2 separate regions of the Homo sapiens genome follow, and region 1 is linked to region 2. The links are chromatin loops, found by intact Hi-C in ENCODE. Cell type or tissue: stomach. All regions are shown on one strand. Links, peaks and the distances in the headings refer to the core of each region. The heading gives the core; the rest is flanking DNA.

Evidence for each region. A loop is a pair of places that touch in the nucleus more often than their neighbours do. Peaks named below come from ENCODE experiments on the same cell type or tissue, not always from the same donor. Only the 100,000 strongest peaks of a DNase experiment are listed, where the experiment ranks them.
Region 1: it touches region 2 in a loop (3-fold over the local background); 2 of 110 quality-filtered maps call a loop at or near these places.

What each region holds. Positions count from the first base shown.
Region 1 is chr16:11,463,517-11,466,441 of GRCh38, reverse strand. All of the region lies in intron 23 of LOC400499 (putative uncharacterized protein LOC400499), which reads left to right. LOC101927131 (a long non-coding RNA gene) reads right to left here and starts at 1,182. Exons shown (of 3, transcript NR_110907.1): 1 at 910-1,182. In stomach, for the core only: no CTCF peak of the experiment used is centred there; no DNase peak of the experiment used is centred there.
Region 2 is chr16:11,523,321-11,526,245 of GRCh38, reverse strand. LOC400499 (putative uncharacterized protein LOC400499) reads left to right here. Exons shown (of 67, transcript NM_001370704.1): 2 at 2,773-2,826. Among named protein-coding and RNA genes, the nearest start is that of LITAF, 62 kb to the left of the region's middle. In stomach, for the core only: no CTCF peak of the experiment used is centred there; no DNase peak of the experiment used is centred there.

The DNA.
Region 1 (2,925 bases), core at 245-2,744, 60 kb after region 2:
TACTGCAGCCTGGGCAACAGAGCGAGACTCCATCTCAAAAAAAAAAAATCTAAATGAATTAAAATTAAAGAAAATTAAAGATTTGGTTCTTTGGCTGCATGGGCCGCATTTCAGGTGTTCCACAGCTTCATGTGGCTCTGAAACATTGTCCTCATTGCAGAAAGTTCTATTGGTTGGCGCTGGTATAGACTCAAAACCTCTCTCCCACCCCTCCTGAAAGCCAACCACTGTTAGGGATTTTTTGGTGATTCCTTTCTGAGATGATCTATGCACACAGTCAGCACATGGAGTTAATATATCCACTTTAAAGAAAATAAGTGCCTCCTGTGTAGCGCAAATTGCTGTGTAATAGTCCGTGGAATGGAATTTATTCAGCTAGTTTAATAATGAAGGACTCTTGAGTTTTTTCCAGGTTTCTGCTCTTACAAATATTCTGCCATGAACACCATTCTCTCTGCAGAGTAAATTCTTAACAATGGAATTCCCAGGCCACAAGGTTTATATGTTTTTTCTCTTTTCTTTTTTCTTCCTTTCTTCCTTTTCTTTCCTTTCTCGCCCTGTCTTTCCCTCCCTCTATTCCCTCTCTTTTCCTCTTCCCACGTCTTTCCCCCACTTTCCCCCATGTCTTCTACCAGTCTCTTTCCCCCTCTCTCTTTTCCCTCTCTGCCCACCCCCCGCCTTCTCTTTCTTTTACAAGGTCTTATTCTGTGCAGTGATCGTAGATCACTGCAGCCTCAAACCCCTGGGCTCAAGCGATCCTCTTGCCTCAGCCTCCCAAGTAGCTGGGACTACGGCCTGTGCCACCATGCCCTTCTATTTTTCTTTTTTTCTTTTTTTTGTGAAGACGAGGTCTTACTATGTTGTCTAGGCTCGTTTTCATCTCAGTAGGTGCTTTTCTAGGGTTCTTACCCAAGGGTACCTGGACGGAACTTAGTCGTTTGAAGCCCCTGTCACTGTGTTGAAGTTCTGTGTCTGCCCTCCATCCTGCGAAGAAGGTTGAAAACTTCTATCCACTTTTCAGGAAGATGTGTGACTTCAAAAAGTATACAAATGTTGGGAGGCTGAGGCGGGAGGATCACTTGAGGTGAGGAATTTGGGACCAGCCTGGCCAAGATGGTGAAACCCTGTCTCTGTTAAAAATACAAAAATTAGCTGGGTGTGGTGGCGCATGCCTGTAGTCCCAGCTTCTTGGGAGGCTGAGGCAGGAGAATTGCTTGAATCTGGGAGGTGGAGGTTCCAGTGAGTCGAGATCATGCCACTGCATTCCAGCCAGGGTACAAATAGCAGCTTTAGACTTGATCCCACCAGGCATGATTGCTGGGCACCTTCGGCAGTGGATCTCCTGATTCTGCCTCAGTTTCCAGTGTCTTCTCAGAGAGGCCTGGAGTGGAGCATCTGAAGCCGGAGCTGGATGTCTTGCTGCAAAAATACATTCTCCTCTTCCAGCTCTGCCGTCAGCCTGGGTGGGGGAAGACCTATGTCAGGGGAGAGCTGTCTTCCTCCTAAAGCTCCACCTGCCTGATGGCTGAGACTTATGCCTCATTTTCAGAATTCCCAGGGGCCCTTGAACTTCTAGTTGTTTGCTAAATGTGCAAGCACGGATTGCCTCTACCTCCCCGTGGATCTTCCTGCTGGTCCCTATAGAGCTGCCTGCAGCCTGGAAATGTTTGCCTTTGGAGAAATTCTAGTTCCGTCTGCCCCAGACTCATCACAATTACAGTAACAGCCGGAACTCCGGAACTTTCTGGAGCCTGTTTCAGCAGACAGGAGGTCCCCCCTTCAAGTCCTCTGTAACCCAATACAAGATGAAGAAACTGAGGCAGATGAGCTCATGAATACGAAGTCCCAGAGCTTATGTTCAACTTGTCTCAAAGCTAATGGGATTTAAGGTTGGTTTAGGGAAGAATGTTCTGTTCAGTGCCCCCTCCTGCTAGTGTGCAGGGGTTGGGTCGTGGGTTGCCTGGAGAGCCCCAGTTTACGCCTGGTGACGTGACACATTTACAACTAGTGTTCTCTTTAACTGCAAAGTGTTCCGGTTTGGGTGAGAAATTCTGTGTTCACCCTGTTCATGTGCACCTTGAGGAAGCTCTGACGAGCACTGCACAGCCTCTGATACAGACTGGAGAAAGCCATCGCTCGAATGTGCCTGCCAGCAGGAAAAGCTGGGAGCAGAGTGGAGAGCGAGCATCTGTTTCTGTAAAAAGGGAAGGAGAAGGGTGTGTCTGTATATTCGTGTGTGCACACACATACATCCATACACATATGACATACACATGTCCATACACATACACATCATACACACGTCCATATTTACATACACGAACATCCACATGTAGATACAGCTGTACATACATTCGTATATACACACATATCTGTACACATGTCTGTACAGAGTCCATACACATCCATATTCACACACATCCAAATGCATATCTGTATGCACATTCATATACACACATCCACATATATACATATCTTTTCACATGTCCGTGGTGTACACACGTCCATATACATCCATATTCACACAGTCCACATGTGGACATATCTGTACACATTCATATGCACGCATCCGTATATATGCATCTCTTTACACACATACATGTCCATAAACACACGTCCATACACACATATTCATACACACAAACATCCATATGTAGACACATCTGTATATACGTTCATATATACACACATCCATATATATACATATCTGTACATATATCCACACACACATCCATATATACATATCTGTTCACATGTCCGTACACACACATCCATACACATCCATATTCACACAATCCACGTGTAGACATATCTGTATGCATACATTCATATACATGCATCCATATATATACACCTCTTTACACATCCGTATACATACGTTCACACACACGTCCATACATGTCTACATACAGACACATCCATGTA
Region 2 (2,925 bases), core at 141-2,640:
ATTAAAATTAAATGAAAAGTTTCTCTGTAACCAGTAACATTTTAGATGCTTCATAGCCACATACTGGAGAGCGCGGGCCAGATTGTGGGGTCTTTTATTTGTTGTAAATGATGTAATTGTTTTGATATTTGGGCTTTTATTTCAGCATAGAACACTGTCTGGCATGCTATAGGTACTTGGTAAATTGTGTTGGTTTCATAAAAGAATGCACACTGATCAGAATTGACAGCTGAGAAAGCTGAAATGGGACTTGATTTCATTTGCTGGCTAGAGATGACACTCATTTCAGTCCATTTCAGATCTCTTCCTGGAAGTGAGTAGGATCTGATTGAAGAATTTATTACCTCCAGTGTGCAGTGTTTTCCCATCCTTGGTTAATCTGTTAAGAATTTATCATGACATGAACTTCATTTTTCTGAAATTTAAAAAATATTTTAAATGTGTTCAAGCGTTCAGGAAATGGAAGGGGTACAGGCTTAATTCAAGCACAATGCTCTCAGACCTCAGCTCACTTCTGCAGGTCATGGTGGCTGGAGGCTGGTGGGCCAGGCTGCTTTGTAGCCTAGCTGAGCAGTGAAGCAGATGTAGGGATTGTCTGTTGAGCAAACAAGCAGGATGCTGGGCTTGTGCACAATCGAGAACGTAATGATTACGCACACATATGTTTAATTTGGTGCCCAGTGTCCGAGTGATCAAAGAGTTGAAGGAAAGTTGGAAGGGAAATTGATTGGGTTGAATGTCTTTGAAATGTGGTTTTATCTGTTGATATTCTACTTGAATGCAAAGAGGGTTTTGTTAGATGTGCCAAAATATTTAGGAGAAAAAAACCCTGCCAGATATCTTACCATGTCCAATGTTTTAAAGGGTGTAAACAAAATAGTATATAATGCACCCTACCTCCACCCCTCCCCGTTTTGGGGAAATGATTTGTTTTTCCTTTTTTTTTTTTTTTTGGGACAAGGTCTTAACTCTGCTACCCAGGCTGGAATACGATCGCACCAGGCAGTGGTGCGATCTCGGCTCACTGCAATCTCCACCTGTCGGCTCAAGCAATTCTCCCACCTCCCACGAGTAGCTGGGACCACAGGTGTGCACCACCACGCCCGGCTAATTTTTGTATTTTTTATAGAGAGGGGGTTTCGCCATGCTGGCCAGGCTGGTCTCGAACTCCTGAGCTCAAGCCATCACCCACCTCAGCTTCCCAAAGTACTGGGATTACAGGCATGAGCCACCGTACCCAGGCACAATGTGTTTTTCGAGGGATTAAACAGGTCAGCAAGTGTAGCAATGACCAGTCGAGGTGCAGCGGGGTGGTTTTGAGGATGGAAGTGGTATTATTGAAATGCCATCCTATGGAAATGGCTGCAGATGAATGCCTGCTTAATGCATAGGAGGGCACGGGTGATGCCTGGGAAAGATCCTGCAAGTGGCTGGCAGGAAGGGGAAACGAGGTTTGAAAGTAGGTGGCAGTGGAAGGGCTGGGTGGCTGGAGGGAGGGAGGGAGGGGTGCTGGCCTTCCCAGGGAGGGAGCTCCAGGAATCTCTGGCAGTTTTCTTAGCAGCCTGAGCTGGGGGCCGAGGGGCCACCTCACCACATCTGCTCATGCCCTGGTTGTCCTCTGCCCCTTCGATGGTGGGAGAAGGGAGACACTCAACAGGGAGCAGCACCAGCTCCTGCTATTTCCTGCAGCAGCCTCTTGGTCTTGCTGGTGTTCCATTCATTACTCATTTGCTCACTTACTGTCTGATTCATTCAGGATGAGGGTATGGCTGGGGACTCTGGAGCCAGAGTGCCTGGGTTCAAATCCTAAGGCTCCACCGTTAGCCAGCTGTGTGCACCTGGGCAAGTCACTTGGATGGATAGGAGACAGGAGAGGGTGGGTGGCTGGGTGGATGGATGGATAGGAGGGAGAGTGGGTGAATGGATGGATGCATGGATAACAGCGGGGAGTGGGTGGGTGGATGGATGGATAGGAGAGGGAGTGGGTGAGTGGGTAGATGGATAGGAGGGGGAATGGGTGAGTAGGTGGATGGATGGATAGGAGAGGGTAGTGGGTGGGTGGATGGATGGATTGGGGGGTTGGGGGGTGGATGGACGGATGGGGGGGTGGGTGGATGGATAGGAGGTGGAAGTGATGCGTGGATGGATGGATAGGAGGGGGGCTGGGGGTGGGTGGATGGATGGGAGGGGGAGTGGGTGAATGGATGCGTAGGAGGGGGGTTGGGGGTGGGTGTATAGGAGGGGTGTGGGGAGTGGGCAGATAGATGGATAGGAGAGGGGAGCGGGTGGGTGGATGGATAGGGGAATTGGGGGTGGGTGGATAGGAGTGGGGGTGGGGGTGGTTGGATGGATGAATGGATGGATAGGAGCAGGGAGCAGGTGGGTGGATGGATGGGAGTGGGGATGGGTAGATGGATTGATGGATGGGAGGAATGGAGACCTGTATTTGTTGATGGAATTGGCAGAGCTTGCTGACATATTGGACTCAGGTAGTGATGAGGGATGTGGAAGCACGAATGATTGGCAGCTTGAGCTATCAGGGATGATGGTGCCAGTACCCAAGATGAACAAGAGCAAATTGGACAAAGGGTAGGGCAATCACTTCCAGTCTTTGTGGCCCTCCCTCCCCTGAGGACATTTTGCAAAGTCTGGGGAGAGCTGGCATTATCATTTCTCATCTTCTTCCCAGAGTAAGGTCAGTGGCCCATAGCGTGGGGCTATCTTATGCCTCTTTCTGGCCTCACCCTGGTTCCATCTGATTTGCGATTTCAGAAATTCCAGATTCGCAGGTGGGGCAGGTGGCCTCCTGCATGACTGCGTGCACAGGTGAGTGATTCTCTCAGGACGCCTGATCACACCTCTGGTGACCAGGAGCCTGAGCCCAGTACAGGGCCCAATGGGAGTGAAGCTGTAAGATGGGATTAG